2 separate regions of the Mus musculus genome follow, and region 2 is linked to region 1. Evidence: chromatin contacts called from ENCODE POLR2A ChIA-PET data. All regions are on one chromosome and are shown on one strand. Each heading gives the region's core, a stretch centred on a gene start or an enhancer-like site at or near the end of the contact. The rest is flanking DNA. Distances are from core to core; before and after follow the strand shown. Region 1 holds the start of Zyg11a (zyg-11 family member A, cell cycle regulator). Region 2 holds the start of Coa7 (cytochrome c oxidase assembly factor 7).

Region 1 (6,318 bases), core at 1,613-4,112:
CAACATAGATGGCCAGGAACCAAACTCAAGGCGTGCAAGTGCACACTTCACCTCTGAGCCACATTGCCCAAGCCTGAGACTAATACCATTTAACATCTGTAGACTTCTGTAATCAATAACGGAATATATATGCTTCTTTAAAAGTATTGTTATGTGTATGAGTGTTTTGCCTGCGTGTATGTATGTGCCACAAGTATATGCAGTGTGTGATGGGGCCAGAAAGAAAGTACTGGATCCCTTAGAACTAGAGTCAATACTGACACATGTGGGTGCCGAGCACTGAACCCGAGTCATCAAGACCAGAAACTGCCCTCAATGAACCATCTCTCCAGCCTCTAATATGCTTCTTAAATGTGAGCAAACCATAGGGCTGGAGAGATAGCTTCACAGTTAAGCACACTGGCTTCTCTTCCAGAGGACTCAGGTTTAATTCCCAGCACCCATAAGGCAGCTCACAACTGTCTGTAACTCATGTTCCAGGGAATCAGACAACCCCATGCACACACACATGCAGGTAAAACATTAATGCACTTAAAATAAAAGTAAGTAAAAATTTAAAAATTGAGTGAACCAAGAGAGAGAATATTTGAGCCTTATATCTTAAATTCTCAGTAAGCGAGCGCGCAAGCACGCGCACACACACACACACACAGATGTATATCAGAGCAATAGAATTTGCGTTTTGGCTCACTTCTAAGCTGAAACACTGAGTTCAATACATATGGCAGAACAGAACAGACTCCAAATGGTCATCTGACCTCCATAAATGTGTGCAAGGCACACACATTACAAAGAATCCACAAAAAAAATTACAGGTCCAAACCTATAATCCTACCACTTGTGACTTAGAGACGGGATGATCAGGAGTCAAGGTCACCCTCAGCTACATAAAGAGCTAGAGGCCAGTCGAGAGCATAGAAGTCAAAAACAATTAAAAAAATTACACATCATGTAAGCAAAATAAGGGGAATTATAAAGATATTACCCACAACTATTAAAATAAAAAAGGTGTATATCGGGGGCTGGAGAGATGGCTCAGTGGTTAAGAGCGCCGACTGCTCTTCCGAGAAAGTCCTGAGCTCAAATCCCAGCAACCACATGGTGGCTCACAACCATCCATAATGAGATCTGATGCCCTCTTCTCATGTGTCTGAAGACAGCTAGCTACAGTGTACTTACATATAATAAAGACATCTTTAAAAAAAAGTTGTATATGTTGGAAGATAATAACCAGAAAAATTACAGATACCATATATACACTAAAAAGATAATTTAAGGCTGGGTGGTGGTGGCACACACTTTTAATCCCAGCACTTGGGAGGCAGAGGCAGGTGGATTTCTGAGTTCAAGGTCAGCTTGGTCTACAGAATGAGTTTCAAGACAGCCAGGGCTACACAGAGAAACCCTGTCTCGAAAAAGAAAAAAAAACTCCATGAAGATTTCAAATTCCAATAAATTTGATAAACCGAATGAAGTAGAGAATACATTTCTTGATAGATATTACCAAAGCAAAATCTGTTATAGTTCTGGGAATGCTGTCCCCCCCCCCCCCCCACTTCTTTTTTTCCACTTTGGACAGTTTCTCTGTGTAGCTTTGGCTTCCTGGAACTCACTCTGTAGACTAGGTTGGCCTCAAACTAACTCCTGAGTGCTGGGATTAAAGACGTGTCCCACCATGGCTCAGCAAATGTTGTCTCCTTTTATAAATATGGAGATATACAAAGAACTAACTTTATTAACTCCCAAAAAATACATAGGCATATGAGTTAAAACCTGCAAGGCCCGAGGAGTAGCTCACTTGGTAAGACGCTTGTCTTGTAAGCAGGGACAAGCAGAAAGAAGCTGGGTCCCCTGTCACTTGCTTGTAATTGTAACCCCAGTATTGTTGAGAATGCAAGGCCAGCCTGAGTTACTTAGTGAGTTCCAGACCAGCCTGATCTTGGGTGGAATTTTATTTCCAGAATAAAATTAAAATAGGGGCTAAGGAGATGGCTCAGAGGTTAAAAGAGGGCACAGGGTTCTTCTAGAGGCCGAAACTCTGTTCCCAGCACCCACATCTGCCTGTCACCGGTGTATTTTTCGCTGTCCCCCACCCCACCCCCGCCAGGTACTGAGCATCCAAGATCACTAAGTTCTAGTGTAGACCCAGTCACCCTCGGGCTCGCCGCCTTCCGCACTCGGTTCCTGGGGCAGGTGGGTGGGCGACTTAGGGGAGCCGCTGCGTGGGGCGCTAAGAGGAGGCGGCTCGGGGCCCTGAGGAGAGGGGCGGGTCTGTGCTTGCTGAGGTGAGGCCATCTGAAGGGAGCGGGCTGAGGAGACCGGGCGGGCTGGAGGTCTGAGGAGAGGAGCGGGGCTAGCCTGAGGGGGTGGCGCCTGCGCGCAGCGGGGGGCTCAGTATGGCTGGGGTTCGAACTCGGGCGCCTTCCTCAGCAGCGCAGCGAACAGGAACCCCGCGAGGGCTGGACGCGGCGTCCACGGAGCCTGGAGCCCGGAGCCCGGGCCGGCCTGCCGGCGACTTCCAGGGAACCGTCACGCCCAACTCGCCGCCCGCCCGCCCGCCCGGAGGAGGCCGCCCCGCACCAGCCCGCCCGCCCGCGGGCCGCGCTGCACGACGGGCGGACGCCCCGGAGCCCGGACGGCGGCCACACTCACCTGCACCAAGCAGTGGCCCTGCGCGTCCTGCTGGGCGTCGGGCAGGACGAGGGCCCGCGGCCACAGCAACGGATGCAAGAAATGGACCATGACGCCGACGCCGCCCACGCGAGCCCGGCCGCCGACGTCGCGCCCCGGCGCCCCGGAGGAGAGCGCAGGAAGGTCGCCCGGCACGGGAGGAGAGCTCAGGAAGGTCGGCCGGCGTTTGAATGGCCGCCCCACGCCGCGCACAGGTCCGCCGCGACCCCGCCCCCGCCGCACGCCCAATGGTCCTCGCTCTCCAGCCTCAGCCACCCAACTCCTATTCACTCCTCGGAGGCCGAGCGCCCTGAGACCCACGCTGCCGAGGGCGTTCGCATAGCACGCACAGCGTTCCTCATTGTACATTTTTATTTTGTTTCTTCTTTTTATGGGGGGGTATTTTGTGGGGGGGGGGTGTTTTTTTGTTTGTTTGTTTTTTGTTTGGTTGGTTTTGGTTTTGAAATAAGGTTTCTCTGTGTAGCCCTGGCTGGTCCTAGAACTCCAAGTTCATAGACGTCCACCGGCCTCTGCCTCCAAAGTACTGGTATTAAAGAAGTAGCCACCCACCAGGGCTTGATTTTTTTTTTTTTTTTTTTTTTTGAGTTAGATAAGGAATCTAGAGCGCATTGTAGGCCAGGGCTCTACCACGTGCCAGATTTTTAAGTGCTTTAAACAAATTAAAAAGCATTTTCAAAGGCTTTGCCCCAGATACCAGTCACGTTTTGACTCCTTGATGAGGATTAACGGTACAAAATATTTCTAGAGGCTGCTAACCTGGTTGGAAGGGGACAGAGTGCAGTGTTAACGTCTGCTTACACACACGACACGCACACACAATAAAATTTCAAAAACAAAACACAGCACCTATTTTTATAAGAGCACAGGGAAGTGGAAACAGGATCAAAGGTTGAAGGTTTTCTTCTGAAAACTAGTTTGAAACTAACCTCAGCCCCCATTACTTTAAGACCATCTTATTTAACATACAACTATTGCTCGGATCCAGGCCAATGCTGTTAAGAGACCTAGACAGACAGGTGAAAGGCAGAGACAGAGAGCCCAATCTCTTGGATTGCTGGGGGTATCTGAAGCCTAATTTTTATCAACTACATGTAAGATCAGGTGAGAGCACACAGGCAGAAACCAGGATTGCTAAAGATAAGGTTTGTACTCAGGCACTTCCCAGGCTCGTGCTAGATGAAGGAATTCAAATGTTAAAATTAGTTTTCAAGAACAAAGGACCAGGCTACGCTTCCCTCAGCGGTCTGTTTTCTTGTTCACCAGCCTGGAATTTGCATTATAGCTGAAGATGACCTTGAACTGATTCTTCCACTTCCACCTCCCAAGGTGCAAGGTGAGTTGTATACAGCTGTCCTTGAAAGTAACTACAAAGCTAGCGATGCGGGGGCGTGGCTGCTAGCCATGTGGGGGCGTGGCTGTTAGACCACTCACTCCGCACACTGCAAGAACAGAATTTTAGGAATGAGAACAAGCCATTGCGGAAACTGAAGGTTAGAAGTAAGAGCCAGGATGAAGGGATTTTACCTGGGAAAGCATGGGCCTTTGATCCCAGCACTCGAGGGAGGCAGAGGCAGATTGAACTCTGTGAGTTCTGGACTGGGTAGGGCCAAAATAAATCAAAGACTCATTATTCAAATTTGTGATTTAAGTTGGCATGGCGGTGGTGAACGTCTGCAATCTCAGAATTTGGGAGACACAAGAGTCAGGAGTGCTGGCCCAAAACCTAAATATATCGCATTTGAAAGACTGTCTGGATTTCTGTTCTTAAAGTTTATTTTACAGTTATATATGTGTATGTTATGTCTTTTGTTTGTGGCAGGGTTTTGTTACTGCTGGTGTGTGTGTGTGTCTATGTCTGTGTGTGTGTATGTGTCTATGTCTGTGTGTGTGTCTTTGTGTCCTGCATACACAGTAGGACCTGGGGGTCAAATTCAGGTTGTGAGGTAAATGCAGCCAGTGTTTTACCCACTGAAACCCCAGGACTTTATTCTGACATTGTTTTTCTATTTATTGTTGGTCATTTAAAAAGTAAACAGCCAGGTGTAGTGGTGCACGCCTTTAATCCTAGCACTTGCAAGGCAGAAGCAGGTGGATTTCTGAGTTCGAGGCCAGCCTGGTCTACAGAGTGAGTTCCAGGACAGCCAGGGCTACACAGAGAAACCCTGTCTCAAAAAACCAAGCGTGCCCCCCCACCCCCTCCAAAAAGAAAGAGTTTAGTGGCACACATCTTTAATCCTGGCACTTAGGAGGAGGCTGAAGTAGGTGGGTTTCTGTGAGTTTGAGGCCAGCCTGCTCTACATAGAGAGTTCCAGTTCCAGGACAGGACAGACAGTTCTGAATAATGAGAAACTATCTCAAAAGAAAAAAGAAAAGAGAAGAGCATATTTGTGGGCCAGTGAGATGGCTCAGCTTGTAAAGATGTTTGCCACAACTTTGTGGAGAAAGTTCTTTCTTTCTTTCTTTCTTTCTTTCTTTCTTTCTTTCTTTCTTTCTTTCTTTCTTTCTTTCCTTTTCTTTTTTAAAAAAGATTTGTTTGTTTGTTTGTTTGTTTTATGTAGATGAGTACATTGTTGCAGTCTACAGACACACCAGAAAAGGATGTCAGAGACCCCATTACAGATGGTTGTGAGCCACCATGTGGTTGCTGGAATTGAACTCAGGACCTCTGGACCTTAACCTCTGAGCCATCTCCCCAGCCCCGTAAGTTCTTTCTTATACCTTTACATAGGTATCAGAGATTGACATTAGGATTTCAAACTTATATGGCACAAGCACCTTTACCCCACTGAGCCACCTTGCCAGACCCTGGAAATGTTCGTTGAGAGAGTATCATGGAGCCCAGGACAGCCTATAAATTACTATATTGCTGAGAATGGCCTTGAACTCCAGATACTGGGATTTGTGGCTTCAATGCTAAAAGGATTAATTTCACGACTAGCTGGTAAATGATGAAGCCAACTTTGGGGATTCTATTAAAGCTTACTATAGGCTTAAGCATGAGAGTTAAAAGGAGGACTCTCAGAAAGGAAGACTTATCCAGGTATGGCTACAACCAATTGTCATAGCATTAGCCATATACACTGTTTTGACAGCTCTCAAGTTCCATCTCAAAGGACGGCTAAGAAACACTCCCACCCCTTTTGATAACTGAGGTGGTTTGGACCCTGCATTGGCTGGAGGAGGTAAAACCATGACAACCAACAACTGTCCCTTCTGTTTCTGGTGAGATTCTGAGAGAGCTGCAGGTTTAGAACTGGGCAGAGGGAAAGGCCATAAGCAGTTGGTAATTAACTGCGCTGGATTCCTGCTCCTCTGCTGAGAGGCCTCAGAGATGAGGGTTCCTTCATCCCATGTGCCTGTCGCCTATCCTGCCTCAGGACGGCTTGATCTTATTTGGTTTGGTTTGGTTTTTAAATAAAATCTCACTGTGTAACCCTGGCTAGCCTGAATACATAGACCAGGCAGTCCTGGAATTCATAGAGATATACCTGCCTCTGCCTCCCCAGGGCTGGGCTAAAGGCGGAAACCACCATGACAGCCAGGCTTTTTTTTTTTCCCCCCACAGGTTGGAATCTACATAGAGACTGAGTTCAGAAATCACTTTAGAATATTAAATGATAAGATTTA
Region 2 (6,737 bases), core at 440-2,939, 110 kb after region 1:
GAGAGAGAGAGAGAGAAGAAGAAGAAGAAGAAGAAGAAGAAGAAGAAGAAGAAGAAGAAGAAGAAGAAGAAGAAGAAGAAGAAAGGATAAGAAGAGAAGAGGGGACAGGAGGGGAGGGGAGGGGAGGGGAGGAGAGGGGAGGGGAGGGGAGGGAAGGGAAGGGAAGGGAAGGGAAGGGAAGGGAAGAGAAGAGAAGAGAAGAGAAGAGAAGAGAAGAGAAGAGAAGAAGTTTCTCTGGCTGGCCTAGAACTTGGTATGCAACTGAGAATGACCTTGAACCCTGACCCCCCTTGCCTCTACCTCAACAAGTGCTAGGATTGCACCATGCCTGTTTTAGGACATGATGAAGACTGAACCCAAGGGACCAGGCAAGTTCTCCAACAGATGAGCTACTTCTTCAGCCTAAATATTATTATTATTTTTTTTTAATAATGGCTTACTGTTTTCCAAGCTATCCTGGAACTCCTGGAGGCCAGGTGGTGTGGCCTCTTCTGAGGCCTGGGCTTGCTCAGTTCTTGGAAACAGAGATTTATGTCTAGTCTCCTGAACTGCCAATGTGAAGCCTGTCATGGAGTCAGCCTGTCTCAGTTATACAGAACAAAGCAAGTAAGCTTCTAGATGTATCCAGTAGGAGTAGGTTAAGGAGGGAGGCTCCAAAGTAAAGGTCAGGCCTTCTCATCCTGGACCATGTATTCTAAGGGCTCCCTCTAGTGATTACAGATATAAACAAGATAAAAAGAACACGGATAGGTGGATGTGGGAGCTTGTATCTGCAACAGTACTCAGTAGGCTGAGGGGGGAGGATTGTCTCAAAGTGAGATTCTATCAAAGGAAAAACAGGAGAAGCCATACATAAAAGTCAGTTTTAGCCAGAGGCTCTGGAGTAACGCAGAGCTTGTGCTATCCTGTGAAAGATGTGTCATGGAACTGCTTTTAAAACCATGAGTCCATTCCCAATCGGCCTTTCCCTTTCTCCTTGCCCCAATAAACCTCTTCGGTAAGATCTGTTGCATCATATGACTTCATAGTGTTCCTTGGCTTCAATCCGCCATGCTGCTGTTCTAAAACTATTATAGTGACCATGTTGTCACTATAATCCCGACCACTGATGTGTTCTAATCATAACTCGCAGTCATATTAATATGGATGATTTTGATGGGTCTACAAAGAATATAGAGATAAGGGCATCCCGTGGCAATTGCACAGATTTATTTATTTCGGTTTTTCCGGCCATATTTGGGACACACAAGGTATTCAAAATGCTTGCCACCCAAATGAACGAATGCTTTCGGAATAGATTTCAAGTTCTGTTTTACGATGCTTCAGAGTACTTGGTGGTGAGCTGCAGCCCAACGCTGTAAGCTTTGGTAAGGCTGGGACCTGAGCTCCCGGCTGTGTCGGCTTTAGAACCGGAACTGAAGAATGTCTGGCTGATCCAGACTACAGGGAGAAAACCATTAAGGGGCAGTATGGCCTCAGATAAACCGACGCAGAAACCTGGGAGAGGGCTGTCCAAAAAGAAGAATAAAAGCCTGGAGGGGTGGGGGGGGTGGGGAGCTACCACCGCAAAGGATGATGGGAAGCGGTAATCGTCTCCTTCCTTCCAACCCGCCCCCGTACTGAGGAGCGCTGACGTCACGCACGCCGCCGGCATGCCCCGCCCCTGGGCTGGCTCACGTAACTGAGGGTGGAGCCACAAAGCGATTTGTGGGAGTCGGAATCATGGCGGGCTTGGTTGACTTCCAGGACGAGGAGCAGGTGAAGTCCTTCCTGGAGAACATGGAGGTGGAGTGTCACTACCAATGCTACCGCGAGAAGGACCCGGAGGGTGAGCGCCAACTGCGCAGCCTGGGACATAGGGGAGGGGAGCGAGCGTGGGGTGCAGTCGTGGTCACGTGGCGGGCCGAGGACGCCTAAGGACCGGGTCAGGGTCACTACGGGCCTGTGGGCGGGAAGTTGTAGTGCATCGGGGGCGGGGCCTGCAGCGGAGGGCGGAGCCCTCAGGCTAGATGCTGTGTAGTCAAGTTTAGGGTGCTAGGACTGGAGGTGTGAGGGTGAAGTAGAACCTCGGTGTACATGTCTTTGAGGGAATCATTTAACATGCAGGAAATAAATGAAATATATGCTAGTAGTAAATGCGAGCCAGAATTGGTTGGCATCTTGCACCTGTAATTCTAGCGTTCGGGAGGCTGAGGAAGGAGGATCACTTAGAACTCAGGAGTTAAGGACTAGCCTGAACTACATAGCAAAACCCGGCCCAAAAAAAGAATTGGAGAGGGAGATTGGAGTGGTGGTCCAGTAATTAGGAGCCCATTTAAAGTTCTAGGAGATCCAATGCCTCTGGCCTCTGCTGCCACCACACCACATGCTCGTATACACACATCCATAATTTAAAATAATAAAAATTAAATCTTTTTTTTTTTGAGACTGTCATTATGTAGCCTTGACTGGCCTAGAACTTACAGTGTAGGCCACGCTAGCCTTGGACTCAGAACTGCTTCCTCTATCTTCTGAGTTTTTGGCATGAGCCACAGGCCTGTTAACAAATTAATAAATTAATTAATTTGTTGAGGTGTTATTCTTTGTGTAGTCCTGACTGTCCTTCTGTTGATCAGGCTAGCCTGAAACTAAGATATCTGCAAGCTTCTGTTTCTCAAGTGCTAGAAGGTGTGGGCTGCCACCATCCAGCACAAAATTTTAAAAAAAAATTTTTTTTTTGTTTTAGTTTTTTCGAGGGAAAAAAAAGTTTTTTTAAGGTAAGTGAAATGTGATAAAAAGAACTGAGTGAAGGGCACTGCCCAATGACATGGCTTTTGAATAAAGCTTTGAAGGAGGAAAGGAACCATTGTAAGTCTTTGCCAGGCAGAGGTAATAAAAGGTCAGAAATTGACTATATTTATTTATTTATTATATGTAAGTACACTGTAGCTGTCTTCAGACACTCCAGAAGAGAGCATCAGATTTCATTACAGATGGTTGTGAGCCACCATGTGGTTGCTGGGATTTGAACTCAGGACCTTTGGAAGAGTAGTCGGTTTCCTTAACCACTGAGCCATCTCACCAGCCCCAGAAATGGACTCTTATGTGCAGTGAGGAGGTGGAGTGTATGAGTGACCAGTGCCCAAACAAGTGTCCAGTGTCTGTAGGTTGTTTTCCTATTGTTTTAATTAAGGGAAAAGAATGAAAATGGCTCTGGCCCTCCTTTCCAGTAGCTTACAGTCTAGTTCCCAAGAAATGACTTTCTGTTTCTTGAAATTAGTCCACTATAGTGTGACTCTGGATAAGGAACCCAGGATTATTCTGTTTGTTTGTTTGTTTGTTTGTTTGTTTTTTCGAGACAGGGTTTCTCTGTATAGCCCTGGCTGTCCTGGAACTCACTCTGCTGACCAGTCTGGCCTCGAACTCAGAAGTCTGCCTGCCTCTGCCTCCCGAGTGCTGGGACTAAAGGTGTGCACTACCACGCCCGGCTAAGATTATTCTTTGGGAGCTAGTCCATGTCCCAATTGAAGAGAAATTTCAGAGGAATTGACCTTCTGTGGTCTCTGAGGACCAGGGTGGTTGGGCATAGTCCACAGAGGCCAGCTGTGTAGTCAGTGCGGGAGAGGTTGGGGAACAGAGAGCTCTTTTGGAAGGTGAATTAAGGATTGCTCAGAATCAAGTCAAATTAATGTCTGTTTTGCAGTCCTGAGGCACAAAGCCAGGGCTTCTGAGTGTAGCGGGGAAGTTTTCTACCACTGGGCTCTAGCTCCAGTTCCAGATTAAGTTTGTTCAGGGAGCCCGGACTACAGTGTACCCTGCCTTTCTAAGCAAGGAATTTAGACCTGACTCTGTAGGCATGTTTGAGGAGTTTGTGGTAGTTGATATGAGTTACATGAAGGACATGTGGAGCAGGGAGTGCAGGAGAGCCCTGTGAGCACTGGCCATGGGCTGGGGTTGTAGGTTGGTTGGAAGAGCACTCACCTAGTGTACCTGAGGCCCTGACTGAGTACTAGGCCTGGCTCAGACTGCATATGCACATGCTTAGCATGAGATCCCAGCACTCAGGGAGGTAGAGCAACAGGATCAGGGACATCCTTAGCTACATAGTGAGTTCTGGTCCAGCCTAGGTTATTTAAGACCCTGCCTCAAATTAAACAAACAAAAATAACATCAATTATTGTTATTATTCTTGGTGCAAACATATGCTCTTATGCAATTTTTTTTTGTTGTTTGTTTTTTTGTTTTGTTTTGTTTTGTTTTTTTGAGACAGGGTTTCTCTGTATAGCCCTGGCTGTCCTGGAACTCACTCTGTAGACCAGGCTGGCCTCGAACTCAGAAATCCGCCTGCCTCTGCCTCCCAAGTGCTGGGATGCCCGCTCAATGTTTTTTAAAATGCAAAGTGAATCTTAATCACTTCCCTTCTCTTGAAGAGATTTCTCAGTCGGTAGCTTACTTGTGTGGTTTTCCATTGTGGGGACTGGGATTAAACCAAGGGCCTCCCGAGCTCTAGGCAAGGACTATGTCACTGAGTTCCACTCCTCCAGCCCCGCTTTCCTACTCCTAAGAACCCTTTGTGCGTTATGGTCTGTAGTAACATGCCCATTGTGGAGAGAGGCGCAGCTCTAATTTCTTCATGTGTTTGAGGTTCTTGCCTCCCTAACCCATACCGCCTTATCTTGGCCTCCTTCTACCACATTTGTGCCGTGTTTATTTCCCCTTCCACCTGTTTCTGGACTCTCTCCATTTCTTTGTCTTGATTCGATAGGGATGGAGCCACCCAGGGCCTTGTACTTTGCCTTGTCATGCATGGAGTGACACCTTCAACTCCTTAGTCCTTATGTATCCTGTGCTCTCTTCAGCTCAGCTGTCACAGTCCTCCGTGGGACCTTCCTTGGTGCCCAAACTGTCTTAACCATAAGACATACAATGAACTTTCTCATCAGGCTGTTCTATTTCAGTTATAACTTAGTGTTTGAAAACACTGCATTTCTTTAATGTATCTCCTCCTTTCCTAGCCTGCCTGAATGGTTCTCTTTCACAAGGTTGTGAAGGGTGACTTTGAACTCCTTATCACGTCTCCACCTTGGGAGTGCAGGCACCATAGATGTGCACTTGCATGCCTGGCTTAAGCGTATAAATATCAAAAGGGCAAATGACAATATTCCCAGCAGCTCTGAATGTGTCATATACCTTTATACATGAGCTGGTGTGTGTGTGTGTGTGTGTGTGTGTGTGTGTGTGTGTGTGTGTGTGTTTTCAAATATTTGATGACTGAAAATGAAGGAGAATAGTCTTTGATGTTGCTGGGAACGCTAAGAGGCTGGCTAGAACTGGAACATCCTAGATATGGAAAACTATTTCCCACTGCTTTGGTAGCTTCCCTTTCTATTTTCAGGACTTCAGGTTTCCCCAGGCCAGGTAGTAAGGTAATTACATCTGATTTCTGGTTTTCTGCTGCAAAAGGCATCCACAAACTCTTTCTAGGTTTTAGTGTTTTTATTACAGACCTTGCAGAGAGGTTCCAAAGCTAGCAAAGTGTCAGTCATGGGAAGTCAGCTAGGGTTAGGCCTGGCTGGTCTGCCAGGGGTGAATCTTCCAGATCTGAACATTGCTGGCCAGCGGGGGGACATGTCCCCTTTTAAGAAGGGCTGGACACTTCGTTTCTGTGCTAAATCTGACTGGCACGTTTGAGAGCTAGGCTTGCTCTGATTGTACCTGGGCCCCTGAACAGCAGCTGCTGGCACGATTGACCTCTTGCCTCCTCTCTAGGTTGCTATCGGCTGGTGGACTATCTGGAAGGAATCCAAAAGAATTTTGATGAAGCCGCAAAGGTGCTGAAGTTCAACTGTGAGAAATACGGGCATGGTGACAGCTGTTACAAGCTGGGGGCTTATTACGTGACTGGCAAAGGTGAGCTTCGGGGCTTCTCAGGCATGGGGGACTGTGGTGCACAGAGTACACACAGGGGCTCAGCAGGGAGGTAGTGGAAGGACTTGAACTGTAAGTGAAGCAACCTCTGGGTTTCTGTTTGCACATTGTAGGACCTTGACTGGTTCTCTCTCTTTTTTTTTTTTTTTTTTTGGTTTTCCGAGAAAGGGTTTCTCTGTAGCCCTTAGCCCTAGCTGTCCTGGAACTCACTCTGTAGACCAGGTTGGCCTCGAACTCGGAAACCCACCTGCCTCTGCCTCCCAAGTGCTGGGATTAAAGGTATGTGCCACCATAGCCCGGCTTATTTTTTTATTTTATATGTGTATACGCAGCTGTCTTCAGACACAGCAGAAGAAGGCATTGGGTTCCATTACAGATGGTTGTGAGCCACCATGTAGTTGCTGGGAATTGAAATCAGAACCTCTGGAAGAGCAGTCAATACTCTTAACCATTGAGCCATCTCTCCAGCCCCCCCAAAAAAATCTTTTTTGGTTTTTTGAGACAGGGTTTCTCTGTGTAGCCCTGGCTATCCTGGAACTCACTTTGTAGACCAGGCTGGCCTCAAACTCAGAAATCTGCCTGCCTATGGCTCCTAAGTGCTGGGATTAAAGGCCTATGCCACCACGCCCAGCTCAAAAAATCTTTTTTTTTAAAGATTTATTTATTTATTATATGTAAGTAGCAGTCCTCAAATACTCCAGAAGAGGGCATCAGATTTCGTTACGGATGGTTGTGAGCCACCATGTGGTTGCTGGGATTTGAACTTGGGACCTTCGGAAGAGCAGTCGGTGCTCTTAACCACTGAGCCATCTCACCAGCCCCTCAAAAAA

The links. ChIA-PET counts read pairs that join two places held with the same protein, here RNA polymerase II (POLR2A).
Region 2: POLR2A ChIA-PET joins it to region 1 with 15 read pairs in embryonic stem cell. The contact joins the promoter of Coa7 here to the promoter of Zyg11a in region 1. POLR2A ChIA-PET finds 5 or more read pairs at or near these places in 4 of 5 experiments (Patski and embryonic stem cell).

What each region holds. Positions count from the first base shown.
Region 1 is chr4:108,215,181-108,221,498 of GRCm38, forward strand. It overlaps Zyg11a (zyg-11 family member A, cell cycle regulator), which reads right to left and starts at 2,863. Exons shown (of 14, transcript NM_001167936.3): 1 at 2,653-2,863. The coding sequence starts at 2,742.
Region 2 is chr4:108,326,463-108,333,199 of GRCm38, forward strand. It overlaps Coa7 (cytochrome c oxidase assembly factor 7), which reads left to right and starts at 1,690. Exons shown (of 3, transcript NM_027250.4): 1 at 1,690-1,828; 2 at 5,749-5,889. The coding sequence starts at 1,723.